2 separate regions of the Mus musculus genome follow, and region 2 is linked to region 1. The links are chromatin loops, found by intact Hi-C in ENCODE. Cell type or tissue: left cerebral cortex. All regions are shown on one strand.

Region 1 (8,000 bases):
ATTTGTTCAGCATTATGCTTTTATTATGAAAACACTGAAGAAAAGTCACGAATCAGATACAATGTCCAACAGAATTGTGCATATTAGTGTTCAGTTGTTCAGCAATGAGGAGCTAGCCAGACAGGTGACAGAAGAGTGTCAGCTCCTGGACATCATGGTCACTGTGTTGTTGTACATGATGGAGAGCTGCCTCATCAAGAGTGAGCTGCAAGGTAAGCTCCAATTATGCCACTTGCTTACTATTAGTGACTTTGTGCAACAAGTTTTAAACACACTTGTATCCTTACAAATAACTTCTGAAATAGTGTAAAAGTAATACATATTAGGAAAGTAATTATTTGACGATTTGTAGTTTAAAGTTAAAGTCATTCCTAGTTTAGTCCTTCACAAATACCCGCTAACACTTTGCTGTATTTTTTCTATACTTTTATGTGCTATTATTTTACTTACTGATAGGAATTCTTTAAACAAGTGTTATCACAGTGTGCATGTATTTTAATAATTGAAGGTATTATCATGGCAAATCATGCTTTATTATTAAACATGCTCTATGTTTTGGTCCTTTTGTTTTAATTTTTGAGACGGTCTCATTATGTAGCTCTGAGTTTCCTGAAATTCACCATGTAGCCCATACAAGCTTCAGAGTCTCGAGAGCCATCTGCCTCTGCCTTCTGAGTGCTGGGATTAAAGTTGTGTGCCACCGTGTCCAGCGTATGCTCCTTTTTAATCATAAATTTGTTGCTGTCTGCCCTTGATATTTTTATATCATTATACTTAAAATTTCTTTGAATTGGAATAAACCTTGCCGTGTCTATATACCTTAGGAAGAACTTTTATCATCGTCTTTTATGCACAGTATATGGTTGTCACTTTTTGACCTACCGTTTCCACACATTTCCATTCTTGTTCCCTTCATCTACTTTCCCTTAATTCATGCCATTGAATACTTGCTGTGTATCAGGCACTGTGATTGAATGCTATAAATGTGTTGTCTTAGGTAAACTTCTGAAACCCTGAGATTACTACCTTCAGCACCTGTATTTTAAAGATAGATCCTAAAGTCTTTGGAAAGTTAAGTCATTTCCTACTGAATTAAATTGCCAACAAATGGCAGTGCAAAGAAGGATTTCATGTCTCCTATGTTAGAACTTTAATTCTGTGCCAGGACACAGACAGTTCCACACTGAAAGGCTGGAGCTAAACCTCAAAACAGGGGAGATGGCTCAGTGGGTGGTGTGTGCTACACAACACAAGCATGAGGGCCAGAGCTAAGATCCTCAGAACTCGCGGAAACGCAGTGGGTATGGTGGCCCTGTCTGAACCACTGGTTCCAGAAGTGGAGACAAGATAACACAGAGCAAGCTGGGTAGCAAGATAGACTACCCTCACCAGCAAGCTCTGGGTGTGAATAAGAGAGCCTACCTCAACGACTAAGGTGGAAGAGTGATTTAGGGTGATTCCCAACATCAGTCTCTGGCTTCCTTGTTTTGTGTCTTTCTGCTGCTTTGGGTATATCAATCATTTCCTGTTTTCTCATTGTACTTAGAAGTTGAGCTGTATCCTGAAAATTACATATGTTTTGTAAAAGACATAAAGCCTTATATGTAAGGATAGCTAACTAAGAATGATGGCTACTATCCTTTTAGCATTCACTGTAAATATAACTCCTCCTTTTAACCCTTGGCGTGCAGAGGCCAACTCTGAACTTGGAGCACGGAGCTCGTGGATTGGCTAATGACCTCCAGTGAGCCAGTGTTCTCCGCCTTGGGTCACAGATATGACTGCATGGCTACACCTGGCTTTTCATGTGGGTGCTGGCGATCCTTTATCAGGCCCTTAGGTTTTTGTAGCAAGCACTTTACCAGCTGAGTCTCTCCCAGACTCTTCCCCCAACAGCTGCTTAATTCATGAAGTGACCCTTTATTATTGCTAGTACAAAGAAAGCATTAATTTATTATTGTACAATATACTATTGATATTAAACAATACACCTTGTTTGCTTTTTAGAAGAAAATTAAAAACTCTTTTGTTTTATGGGTTAAATATATATATATCACTCTCTACCTTATTTCAGTGAGACAGGGTCTCACTGAACCGGAAGCTCACGTATCAGCTAGGCTGGGTGGCTCTGGGGAGTCACCTTTCTTTGTCTCTTAGCACTGAAGTTACAGACATGTGCAGTCCTACTCAGTTTTTTTATATTGGTACTGGGAATTTGAACTCAGGTCCTTACTGGCAAAAACAAGTGCTTGTGCCCACTGAAGTGTCTGCTCAGTCCATGTAGTCTATTTTCTTGACTAACTAACTGATTTAGCTGTTCTTATATATAGTTTCTATTTGGCCTTTAGAGAGGAGTATTCAGGAAAAAGATGGTGAGTTTGTCTCCCAGTTTTTAAAAAATAATTATCATATCAAAACAGTTCTTTATGAAAATGGTGTGACTTGTGTGTACAGGTTAAGTATATTACAGGAATTACATTATCTTCCAGCCAAATTCTAAAGTTGTCATTAGCAACTTTTAAGCTTTGTCATGATTTTTAACATTATCTTCAATAATAGCATACCATTTCATAATGCATATTTATTGCTTTCCCAAAAGTACTATAAAATTTGTACATTTTTATGTTAACAGTATTAGAATGTGTCTAAATTCCAGTGAGTAGTTACAGATACTACAAAGTCTGTTTTTAAATTTTTTTTAAATTCAAATAGCTTTTGCTTAGTCTTTGTAAGAATTGTTACTAGGCACTGTTCTATCTTATTTATTTAGTTTCTTACAGTATTTGAGATCAAATCCAGACTAGTCTATATCAGACATGTTTTAAAATGAGACACATCCGTAGCCTCTAGAGAACGTTTAAACATTGCTTTACTGTTAGTAAACATTAGAGACAATACAATGAGGATTCATAACAGCTAAAGAATAAAAGGAAAAAAAGCCTTCTGGCTAGGTCCAGAACCCCGTCTATATGTTCACTTTGTTATAGACATGGGTTTTGTTGTTGTTGTTGTTTTTGGTAGAGTTTTAAATTTGTGTTGTAACTCTTTTTTATGTCTTTGAAATTTTACAATTTTTACAGTTTGTGCATCATATAGCTATAGAAATATCTGCAGATACTGAAAAGCACTGATTAATCTTCTATCTTGTAAATCTGAGTATGTACCAGAATATGTAACATATTCTTTGGTTGCCTGTGTTTCTGACACATAGTATTAACAGGAAAACTCCACCAAGCTGGTGTCCTTTTCCATTATCTGGTGTGAGTGTATATATATGTACATGAACACGTTAGCATGTGTCTTGATACCAGAGTTGTCCAGCCTGTGAGCCTACACGTTATCTTGACTTTTGGTTAGCATCTATGGATTTAGCAAACATTCAAGACAGTTGCTTTTCCATCTTTGTCTTCACTCACTGTTAGTACAGTGTAGACACTCGCTCTCTGTGGCCATGCGCAGCATCTGGTCATCGTTACCCTCCATTAGTCATTCTCTATGCTGCACTGGACCTTATTATTACAGATGGCTGTGAGCCACCTCTCCAGCCACCACATTCTCTTTTTACTGTTCATTCCAGTCCAGTGGCTTTACCAACTTTTCAGATAAACTCTAAACCATCAGAGTTTATAGGGCTTTGTGGCCTCATTTATACATCTGCCCTCTCTCTGCAAGATGTATAATGCAAGATCATCATTTTCTCTGCCTTCCCTAGTTTGTGTAGTGAATCCTAACTCATGTTTCCTAGTATAGCTCTTAGCATAAAATGCTACTCTGGAGAGAGGCTGCCTTTGAATGTTAAATTAGCTGCATTTGTTCCTAAGACTCCATGTACTTCTCTTTTTATAGCCTTACCTCACTGTCTTCTTGGTGTGTATGTGGGGTGGGGGAGGAAGAATTTATCTTATCACTTTATTATCTAAGATGAGTTGAATACCTGACCTCAGACTTCAGGTATTCAGCAAGATTTTTGTTTGTTATATTTTGTTTTGTTTTATTTGTTGCTGTATTTTAAAAATGAGGTTTCTCTGTGCAGCCCTGGCTCTCCTGGAATTCACTCCATACACTAGGCTGGCCTTGAGATCTGCCTGCTTCTGCCTCCTGAGTGCCACTGCCTTCTGGCAATATGTACTTTCTGATGGGTGCATTTCATTTAACCCTGGATCATGGCTTTTTACATCTTTAGTGAGGAAAGTACCAACTTGGATTAAAAAAAGAAATTGTAATTGCTTTTTTTTTAAATGATTACAGGGTGTTTTTTCACAAGAACAGTTTTATTTAAAGTGGTGTTAGAGATTTTTTTTATTATTTCTGCTTATTCATTCTCTAGTTACAGTTAAGTAGGACAGCAATTCTAAATTTTATTTTTTATTTTGTTACTCCCAGCATCCTAGCACAGTGTCTCAGCAGTGTCATTGGCTCATCAGTTCCCACTGGCAGAGGTTTTTAGTCAGACCTTGCTTCAGAAGCTTGGGTGCATCTCCCCTAATGGAGTCGCTTAGTTTTTCCTTATTCTTACATTGGGAATCAGGGAGAAACAGGCCAAGTTGACTTATTTGGTATAATGTAAGAGTAGAGTATGATAATTTCATGGGCTAAAACATAAATTTAATGTGTAGAAATAAAGAAGTTTAATCCAGGCCCTCCTTACTGATGAGTTTGTCAAGTACATGGTTAGCTAAAAAGTCTGAATTAGATGAAGACTCATTTAAATGTGATACATTGGGGACTGGAGAGATGGCTCAGTGGTTAAGAGCACTGAATGCTCTTCTGAGGGTCCTGAGTTCAAATCCCAGCAACCACAAGGAGGCTTACAACCATTGTAATGAGATTTGATGCCCTCTTCTGTTGTGTCTAAAGACAGCTACAGTGTATTTACATATAACAATAAATACATTTTTTAGAGTGAGAAATTGTATTCATATTTAAATAGAAATAAACTTTTACTTTCTAGTCTTAAAAAAAGCTAGTCATGGTGCCTGTTGAGGTCAGGGGACAACTTAGTGGCATTAATTCCCTTCTCCCGATATGTGGATTCCAGGCTTGCACTGAGGTTATGTGGATTGCCAGGCTTGTGGGGCAAGCCCCTTCCCCTGCTTGATGTCACACCAATGCTCATTTTCCACTCTTTCAGTTTTGTGGGCAAGATGATTTTACAGTATGGTTACCTTGATTGGATTTCATCTTAATGTATACACACTGCATTTATAAATTTAATTTTCAATCTTTTTAAAGTAGAGTTAGTGTGTCTCCCTGAAATGATCTTGCTTTTCTGCCTTGAGTTTTTTTTTTTAAACTTGTGTATCTGCATGCATTTATTTTTATTGCATCTCAAAACATAATCTAGTTTTATAATACTTCTTACTATGAATTCATATTTTCCTTGTTTATAGACTCTGTTTAAATTTTATAATTAGAATAAAAAGAACAACTAGCAATAACAGAAAAGAATGGACTTTGGTAACTCTCTACCTCAGTATATACTAGAAAATAGTGCTGGCTTTGAACATTCTCTGTGTTTCTCAGTGGTAATGGATACTCTTTATTCCAGTGTGTTATTAAGATGGAGTAGGTTAAAAGGGCTAGTTTACTAAAAACTGGTGTTAATGACAGAAATTTTTATACAGCCTATTCCCATCAATCCAAAAAATAATTTAAACTTGGAGGATTTTTGAGAGAAGAGGCGTTAAAGAGGTTTCAGTGTTTTGTGTGTGCGTGTTTATTTCTGAGATACAGTGTTCGGTAAAAAAAAAATGCATTTACATATTCTTTGACTAAAAGAAGGCAATTAATCTGCTCCACTTGAGATCAGCAGACTTGAATGATTAGGTAGTATGAGATTAGCCTAGTGATAATTTTTTTGAGTGAAACAAAAAATAAATCATTAGAACCAAGAAAATAAGGTTTTATAAGCACACAGCTAGCTCGGGATCAGAATGAGGAGGACGTGTGGTATTACTAAGTACGTCCCAGTGCTCAGTGCTTTCTGTTAACACTTAGTCTGATTCCCGTGAGAAACACTCCCTCCTCTAGTTTAAGAATGAAGAGTTTGATCTAGCATCTGAACAGTATGTGCAGCCATACAGATTTTAAATGGTATGTTGGGGTTAGGATCCAAGTGTTTCTGATTCTAAGATGTGTAATAATATAATACATTGTTAGTGAAGTTGTTTTTAAAGAAGTGATTTTTGGACTTTTTTAGATGAAGAGAACAGTTTACATGTAGTGGTGAACTGTGGAGAAGCCTTACTGAAGAATAACACCTACTGGCCCCTTGTCAGTGATTTTATTAATATTCTTTCTCATCAAAGTGTGGCTCAGAGGTTTCTGGAGGATCACGGCCTGTTAGTTACATGGATGAACTTTGTGTCTTTCTTTCAAGGTAGGAATTACATTTTTCTTGTTTGTTCAAAAGTGTCTAATAGTAAATTATTAAATACAAGTAAAAATAATAGTATTGTACCATTAAGGTTATAAATCAGGTGTCTCATCCTTTGAATCAATTAGTATTTATAAGAACTTTAATATGTTATTTACAGCAACATAGCAAGGATTTATTAAGAAACATGCATTTTAAAACATTAATTTAGAAACTTAAAATCTATTTTCTCATATTTGTAACCTGTTTGTAACAATTTGGGCTAGCAACAATTACAATTGTTTTTTATTTTCTTGTATAAAAATAATAAATTTGTTTGTTGACATTTACAAAATGTTTCTTAGAAATGTTACCTTAAGACAGTTCTTAAAAAAAATGAGCCAACTGTGTTTGTATTTAATTGTAAGCTTATTTATATGTGTTCTGTATAATTGGTGCTACTTGTTTGAAACATGTTGAGTATAGGGAAGTGTTTGATTTTAAGCCACATACACGTGTCTATCTGACAAACCCACATGTACTTTCCTCTCTTACAAGGTATGAACTTGAACAAGCGAGAGCTCAATGAGCACGTGGAATTTGAGTCTCAGACCTACTATGCTGCCTTTGCTGCTGAGCTGGAAGCCTGTGCACAACCCATGTGGGGGCTTTTATCACATTGTAAAGTTAGGGTATGTCGGAAATGTTTTTGTTAATTTCTGCATTTTAAAAATAATGACTTAAGAAAGAAATCTGAGAAAATATCATATGTGCAGTATTTAATTTGATTTCAAATTGAATTCAAATTTATACTGAAATTCAAATAAATAAATCATCAGACTTTCCCAGCTGCCCGTTTTGAACAGTTGTTGACACTTCATAATAATCTGCCTGTGGTGTTATTGTTTCATTTTAACTCTTCTTGGTTGTCGTAGTTTGTATCTTTCAAAAGATAAAGACAGTCTTAAAAGTTTATAATTTTACACACATTTTTGCTATATAGCCCAGACTGGCCTTGAACTCTGTTTGTCTCACATGCTGGTCTTGAATTTTCAATCCTTCTGCTTCAGGCTGTTCAAATGTTGGCATTACAGGTGTGTGCTATCAAGATTGACTTAAAAATTATAATTTTAAGAATGTATGCACAAACTCATTTTCACACAACTTGCATTAGTTTAATAAGTCTTTAGAAAATCAGAAAGATTTCTCTAAATCAATTAAACTAGGGATTTCATGAAGATTTTCCTTCTCAGTAATAATGAGGTTTCTTTCCATCTATCCTTTAAATTTTATGTTTTTCTTTCAGCAGTTTTTTTGAGTCTGTTTTCTCCCATGAATTACCTATTTTCTAAATGCAGATCCCTTACAGCTTAGTGTAGTCTAATTCAAATTTCAAAGGTCAGATTATTTATGTTGATTCTTTAGGCATGTAAAATTTTCAAATTTCTAATAATTGTGTGTGTGTGTGTGTGTGTGTGTATGTATGTGTATGTGTGTGTGTGCGCGTGTGTGTGTGTGTGTGTGTATGTGTGTGTGTGAGGAGGGGAGTAGGAAGAGAGGGCGGGTAGCAAGCTGGGGTAGCAAGAGAGATAAAAGAACAGAGAGAGAAAGGACCGATAGAGAGACACACACAGAAACAGGAAGA
Region 2 (8,000 bases), 56 kb before region 1:
AAGAAGAAAAAGTGCTCAATGCCAAACCTAACAACCCAAGTTCAATCTCCAGGACCCATATAATGGAAGTAAAATAACCAATCCTACAAGTTTTCCTCGGACCGCTGATTGAAGGCTGAGACTTGTGCAATAAATAATAAACAACTGGACAGAGAACACTAACAAAAGGACACAGAATTTATTTGCAATGTTTGTCATCATCATACAGGTATCACAGACTTCTACATCCATGATATAGACTTAGAGATAATCTTTTTCAATTTTATTTTATATGTATTATTATTTTTATGTTTTGCCTGCATGGATGTATACCATGTGTCTGGTGCCCTCAGAGGCCAGAAGAGGGTATAAGATACCTCCAGGGATTGGAGTTACAGACCACTGTGGGTGCTGGGAATTGACCCCAGGTCCTCTGGAATAGCAGCTGCTGCTCCTAACTGCTGAGCCATCTCCCAACCCAAACTTAGACGTACTATCAATAAATACACATATTCATAATCTACAACAGAGACCTGATAACAGAACAAATAATTAGAGCAGAAGTAGCTGAGATCACATAGTTCTCAAAAACAAGACTCTCATATACACATTTTCTTAAACATGGAATAACACCAGCAAGTTTTCTTTGTGCATATCTGAACAAGAAAGACTCATAGCCATCACTAATGTCTGAGAATCCAGAACATTTATTTATAACAACCACTGAGATGGCTTAGCGGGTAAGAGCACTGCCTGCTCTTCCAAAGGTCCTGAGTTCAAATCCCAGCAACCACATGGTGGCTCACAACCACCAGTAATGAGATCTGATGCCCTCTTTTGGTGTGTCTGAAGACAGTTACAGTGTACTTAAGTATGATAATAAATCTTTAAAAAAAAAAACAAAAAAAAACAGCAAACAAAAATCCTATAGGGCTGGAGAGTTAGCTCACTGGGTTAGGAGCAGAGGGCCTGGATGTGATTCCTAGCATCCACATGTTGGTTCACAAACACCTGTAACCCAGGGGAAACAATACCCCCTTCTGAACTCCACAGGCACCAAGCACATATGTGGTACACACATATATACACATGCAGGAAAAACACATACACATAAAATAATAAATCTCTCTCTCTCTTTTTTTTTTTTTTTTTTTTGGTTTTTCAAGACAGGATTTCTTTGTATAGCCCTGGCTGTCCTGGAACTCACTTTGTAGACCAGGAGGCTGGCCTCGAACTCAGAAATCCGCCTGCCTCTGCCTCCCGAGTGCTGGGATTAAAGGTGTGCGCCACCACACCCGGTTAATAAATCTCATTTTTAAACCAACTCTGGGATAGTTAATTACTGTTGCAGGTACTTTGAAACTCATGTCGTGCACATTAGAAACTAGGTATGAAAGAACTGATTATGTATGTATGTATTTGTTTGCTTGTTTATTTTGAGACAGTGTCTGGTTATATAACCCTAGTTGGCCTGGCTATATGGTCCAGGCTGGTCTTGAATTCACAATGATCTACCTGCCTCTGCCTCCCAAGTGCAGGAATTAAAGGAATGTTCCAGCATACCTGGCCTCTACTTTTAATCTTTTAAAAATTAGGTTTTGGGGCCGGAGAGATGGCTCAGTGGTTAAGAGCACTGACTGCTCTTAAGGTCCTGAGTTCAATTCCCAGAAACCACATGGTGGCTCACAACCATCCATAACGAGATCTGGCGCCCTCTTCTGGAGTGTCTGAAGACAGCTACAGCATACTTACATACAATAAATAAATAAATCTTTAAAAGAAAATTAGGTTTCATTACAAACCTTACAACCAGAAGCTGTAAAAAGTCACAATGAGAAAACCAGGGACTTGTGTGGTAGTAGCTGGCTCAGTGTGTACTGTACTTACCCAGAAAGCATTAGAACCTGAGCTCATATACCCAGCAGCCATGTAAAAGGTCAGGTGTTCATGATTATAAACCCAGTGCTAGGAACACAGGACAGAAGGATCTCTGAGGCTTGCTGGTCAGCCAGTTTAGGTGAATGGGTAAGCTCTAAATACAGTAAGACCCTGGCTCAAACGTATGGAGAGCAACTGAGAAAAACACCCTATGTTGACCTCTACCCTCCATACACACAAGACACACGAACATACACACGCTAAATACATAGCAGACTAGTCTTAATCTGAACACAGTTCATTGCAAATCTGATTGGTGATATGACACTATTTTAGAATGAAAACCCATGGAGATTACATTGGCAGCTTACACACAGCCATTTTGGAACTGAAAGAGATTCCCTCTTGCAGGTACTCCCAACCAAAAGAACTTTACCAAGTCTTCCCTGCTACTCTGCTAAGGGTGTTACATATGAATGGATTCTGCTCTATTCTCTCCTACATTCTCAGTATCAATCTCTGGCACCAAGCAAGAGGTCATTTGTGAAGAAACGCTTCCTCAACTGTCCACAACCTGAAACTCGATTTCTAGTATTTGTCTCTAGGGCAGAAATACGTAACACGGGAAATACATGTCCTTGACTTCAGTACGAAGTTATCTGTATTAAGCAAATGTTTAATGAGCTCCTAACTAGTACATGACTCTCTAGACACCGAAAAGACTAACAAATTCCTTGCTCCTGAGAATTTACAGTGTGTTGAGAGAAACAAACAAACAAACAAACAAACAAGCTGTCTGATAATGCTAATGGACACTCAGAAAAAACAGTAAAATGAGTGGTTGGGTTCGGAGTGTCTACGCTGCAGTGTCAGAAAACTACTTTGTCTAAAGGTATGGTATGTCTCCAGAACTTCCTTATATCCAAATCGCTACTTATTTTCATCATGAACTGGACAGGATCAAGCCCCAAGAGGGCACGATGAACCAGCCGCCCTACCTGCAATGTGCGGCCTGGTGGGATACTGTTCTAGAAGTAACTTGGGCTTTTCGAATCCATCCACTTCTTGCAGGCGACTCTCTAGTTCCTTAAGCTTTAACTTCTTCATCGTTTTCTCTGTATTTTAAAGTTTGGGCTCCTGGGGCTTCACAGCACGGGAGCTGCAGGGAAGTCTACCTAACCCGAAACTCCCCAGCGGTGCAGGGTGGGGGTGGGGTGGAGGGTCGGGGACAGACTATTTAGGACTCAGCGAGGGGATCCCACGAGCCTCGCGGGGATCGCCGCCCGTGGAACCCAGACGCTCCAGGAAAGCACTCGTATGCCTCTAGCTGGTCCTCGCGGTCCCTCCCCGCAGTGCCGGAAGTACCGACACGCATGCACGCCCTCTGCCGGGCGCCGAGCTGCAACCTCTGCCGGGCTCCCTGGTTCCGACGAGGACCAGAGTGGTTTTTTTGGTCCGCGTGGGCGCCATCGGAAGAAGCGGTCTTCATCGGCGATCACAAACCAGCCTCCACCAAGCCCGGGAACGCCAGCTTTGTCTTGAGTATCTATAGACCTGCAAGGGATGGGGAGAGAGTTGAAGGCAATATGGGACACCAGGCCCGTGTCCACCCACGCCTCAGAAAGTAGCGGTCTACACCCACCTCTGCGTCCTTCTCCAGTCGAATGCTCGGCTTTAATCTTCCCGTCCTCGTTTTCTGAGGCTTCGAGTTTCTTAGCACTTACGGATGTCAGTGAAGCAAGAAGAAACGTCAAAAGAGATTTGAAAAGAAAGAATATTGCCGGCATGGGTAGTGTACATTTTAGTTCCTCATTCAGGAGGATCTCTGTGAGTTTGAGGATGGCCTGGTTTACAAAGTGAGTTCCAGACCAGCCAGGGCTACACAATGAACAGAGAATATGGTTGTGGTGTCAAACGTAGGAAACACTATGAAACTTGTTATTCTGAAAACAGAAGTTGTGGATTGTGGGGAAAAAATGGAAGTAGGCACATAGCAGCAAATTTTAAAAATAATTATAATTATGAAAAGAAGACTTAAGGTGACCAATGCCTAGTAAGCTCGAATGACTTTATTATTGCCATTAATAGTCGTATTTTATTTGAGCCCAGGGCTTTGTGCATGCCTGGCAAGCGACTACTGAACTGCATTCCTAATACCATTGCCACCATCACCATCATCAAGATATAAAGAGACAAGAGCATGTCTAATAATAAAATGTAGAGAATAGAAAGTGTTTAAAACACAGGAGTGGAGGTGATGGTGACTTAACACTTATAAGATATGCTGAAGAGACAATGACAGGTGAATCTCTGTGAGTTCCAAAGCCAGTCTAGTTCATGTAGAGAGTTCTAGACCAGTCAAGACTACATAGACCCTATCTCCCTGTCTTAAAAAAAAAAAAAAAAAAAAAAAAGCAGGCAAGATACAAGATACCCTGAAACCCACAAAGGAGAGAACTGATTCCTGAAGTTTATCTTCCAACCTTCCCCACACAGAAAATAATAAATCAAATAAAAATTTAAAATAAGAAAAAAGTATGTTCTTTTAAAACAAAGAAAAGGTCTTGGCCAGGCCATTAAGATCACGCTGTTCTTCCAGAGGACCTGTCTTCAGTCCATAAGGATGGCTAACAACCATCTCTAACTGCAGTTGTAGGGGATCTGATGTCCTCCTCTGGCCTCTGAAGGCACTGCATGCGTGCGGTGCACAAGCATACATGCAGGCAAACCACAGATACACATTTTAAAAATTCTTAAAGACAAAGAAAATATTGGATGCATTTACAATCTTGTTTGTTTGTTTGTTTGCGTGTTTATATTGAGACAAGGCTTTGCTACAAGTCCATAGCTAGGATGGCCCCAAACTCACAGAGAACTGCCTGCCTCTGCGTCAGTGCTGGGATTAAAGGTATCTACCACCATTCAGGGCACAGCTCCCCAATCTTGAGGGGTCAGGATCCAGTACTTAAATACAAGATTGCCCTCAATAGGATGATTTCTCTTTTTATTATTTTTAAAGGAGTAGAGAGCTGATGAAGTTGAGAATGTATCTAAGATTATTTTCTATGAAAAGTACATTTCACAGTTACCAGAATGAAATGAGTTACTATATATAAAATCTTTAGCACATTGAGCTAGTACATTAAGCTCTTTTTCTTGTACCAAATGTCTTGCTAATATTAGTTGGTGATGTGTTATCTGTTGGTAAGAAAGGATGGATGGATGAAACTAGTTAGGTCCCTCTCCTCTTTCCCTCTCCCTCTCCCTCTCCCTCTCCCTCTCCCTCCCCCTCTCCCTCTCTGCCCCCTCTCTCTGCCCCCTCTCTCTCCCCCCTCTCTCCCCCCTGTCTCCCCCTCTCCCCAAAAAACAAAAACAAAAAAGAATTTTATGTGTATAGGTGTTTAGCCTGTGTTATGTCTCTGTACCATTTGCATGCCTGGTGCCTGCAAAGTTCAGAAGAATGCATTAGGTTCCCTGGAACAGGAGTTGTAAGCTACCACGTGGATACTGAGAATTGAACCTGGGTCCTTTTGAAGATCAGCCAGTGCTCTTAACTACTAAGCCATTTCTACAATTGCAGCATCTACTTTAAATATATAATTCCTTCCTCTAAACAGGTCACCATGTACTTGGAGAAACTAAAAAATCAAACATTTGAAAAATTCAGGAGCAACCAATAGCATCTCTTCAACATATCTAAAACTTAAATAAATGTTGAAAAAGTTTTCTAAAAAAATGCAAGTTTAAATATTATTATGAAAATAATCTTGATTTTTATAGACTTCTTGAAAGTACTTTGGAAAGAAAAAGAAAAGAAAGAAAGAAAGAAAGAAAGAAAGAAGAGAAAGAAGAAGAAAGGAAGGAAGAAAGAAAGAAAGAAAGAAAGAAAGAAGAAAGAAAGAAAGAAAGAAAGAAAGAAAGAAAGAGGAAGGAAGGAAGAAAGAAAAGGAAGGAAGGAAGGAAGGAAGGAAGGAAGGAAGAAAGAAAGAAAGAAAGAAGAAAGAAAGAAAGAAAGAAAGAAAGAAAGAAAGAGGAAGGAAGGAAGAAAGAAAAGGAAGGAAGGAAGGAAGGAAGGAAGGAAGAAAGAAAGAAAGAAAGAAAGAAAGAAAGAAGAGAAAGAAGAAGAAAGGAAGGAAGAAAGAAAGAAAGAAAGAAAGAAAGAAGAAAGAAAGAAAGAAAGAAAGAAAGAGGAAGGAAGGAAGAAAGAAAAGGAAGGAAGGAAGGAAGGAAGGAAGGAAGAAAGAAAGAAAGAAAGAAGAAAGAAAGAAAGAAAGAAAGAAAGAAAGAGGAAGGAAGGAAGAAAGAAAAGGAAGGAAGGAAGGAAGGAAGGAAGGAAGAAAGAAAGAAAGAAAGAAAGAAAGAAAGAAAGAAAGAAAGAAAGAAAGAAAGAACAGGATTCCGCTAAGGTCTGATGACCTGATGACCTTACTTTAAGAATTTGTTACTGCCCCGGTGGTGGTGGTGGCGCACGCCTTTAATCCCAGCATTCGGGAGGCAGAGGCAGGCGGTTTTCTGAGTTTGAGGCCAGTCTGGTCTACAAAGTGAGTTCCAGGACAGCCAGGGCTATACAGAGAAGCTCTGTCTCGGAAAACTAAAACAAACAAACAGACAAACCCAAAACCCGAACCTGAAGGTCTGAAGTCACAGTGGCGGTAATAGCATCCTTTTTACCTTTTTAGATAATTACAATGGATACCATGCTTCTAGAAGTCTACAAGGTCCCAGTTAGAAGCACTGTATTCTATCTGATGGTGGCTATGGAATTTTGTCACACATCCAGTGTCCCTCCTTCCACCCCTGGTTTCTGGGAACCATCACCTTAGGTTAATGTGGAGAGCTTTTTGGGACTGCTTGGTAGGAATTTGACTTTGGGCCAGGACAAGGAAGTAGGCTCGGGAAGGAATCTGATTTTAGGCTAGAACAAAGAAGTAGGCTTCAGGCAAAAATGTGACTTTGGGCTAAGACCGGGAAGTAGGCTCAGATATCTTGGTCATCTTGAGAAGCCCTTAGAAACAGCAATCTCAGGACTCTGTTTATTGCCTTGCTAGTTCCTTGACTATTTGTGTTTATTGTCTTGCTTGTTCCTTAACCTTGACCTTACTACTTGCATGTAAATAAAATGGTGTAAAAGCAGACTGGGAGAAAATAAACCCTCCTCAGCCTTAGAACTGGCTGGGATCATGCTACAATGTTGTCTAATTGATTTTTCTTTTTAACCTTTGCTCTTGCCCTGGAGAACCTGTTGACTGACTTGAGCTGGCTTGGTCAGGTTTATACAATTTGTGTACAAAAATATGAATCTTGGAAGATCATCATGGGCAATCCTTCCAGAATTCTGGTTATGTGTCAAAATAAATTAAAAACACCTGCTGAAGGACAGCCAAGCGTTTACAACAGTGTGAAAGAGCAATGCACAAGATAGCCAGACCTCTTTCAACCTGTTACCTGGTGTTAGAAATGATCTGAACATAATTAAAACATGCCCTGTCCTTGTATATCACCAGTAAAGCATTTCACATTCATCAGTTAAAAGTGATATGTAATTTAAAGTTTTCTCAATATTTCTCTTAATGGATCACCAAATGATAACCCAAATAAGGGACTGGAGAAATGGTTTCAGGACAGCGGGCTTCATAGAGAAACCCTGCCTGGAAAAAACAAAATAAAATAAGTAAAGACACACAATAACTAAAGCCAGTGAGAGCCCAGCACCCAGCTTTAGAGAGGTGGGAGCAGGAGCAGTAGGAACTTGGGGCTATACTTGGCTACATATGGGATTTAAAATCAGGGAGGACTTCTGTAATACCTCATCTTAAAACAACAAAACAAACAACAACAAAACAAAAAGAATAAAAAAACCAAAACCCCCAAACAAACAAATGTTTCCTGGAAAGCTGGGAGTCTCCTGAGTCACTGTAGATTGTAAAATATTTCCACCTCTTTGCTGCTTTCTTGTTCCTCTGTTGTCTCACTCTGTAGCCCAGGTTGACTTAGAACTATCTTTTCTCCAGCTTCAGTCTCTTATAATGCCGGTGTTGTAGGGATGTGCACAATGCCTGGCTTTTTCTTATGAAATGTCAGTTTATCACCTGGAGAGATGGCTCAGAGGTTAAGAGCACTGATTGCTCTTCCATAGGTCTTGA

What was found. Peaks named below come from ENCODE experiments on the same cell type or tissue, not always from the same donor. Only the 100,000 strongest peaks of a DNase experiment are listed, where the experiment ranks them.
Region 2: it touches region 1 in a loop (2.6-fold over the local background); 2 of 42 quality-filtered maps call a loop at or near these places.

What each region holds. Positions count from the first base shown.
Region 1 is chr2:69,938,101-69,946,100 of GRCm38, forward strand. Ubr3 (ubiquitin protein ligase E3 component n-recognin 3) reads left to right here. Exons shown (of 39, transcript NM_177783.6): 8 at 1-212; 9 at 6,200-6,379; 10 at 6,914-7,047. Among named protein-coding and RNA genes, the nearest start is that of Ubr3, 45 kb to the left of the region's middle. In left cerebral cortex, no CTCF peak of the experiment used is centred here; DNase peaks (open chromatin) are centred at 3,728, 4,087 and 4,402; H3K27ac peaks cover 2,128 bases.
Region 2 is chr2:69,882,394-69,890,393 of GRCm38, forward strand. Mettl5 (methyltransferase like 5) reads right to left here and starts at 3,222. Exons shown (of 7, transcript NM_029280.4): 1 at 2,856-3,222. The coding sequence starts at 2,964. In left cerebral cortex, CTCF peaks have their summits at 1,732 (motif pointing left), 3,252 (motif pointing left) and 4,540; DNase peaks (open chromatin) are centred at 1,703 and 3,302; H3K4me3 peaks cover 1,583 bases; H3K27ac peaks cover 1,497 bases.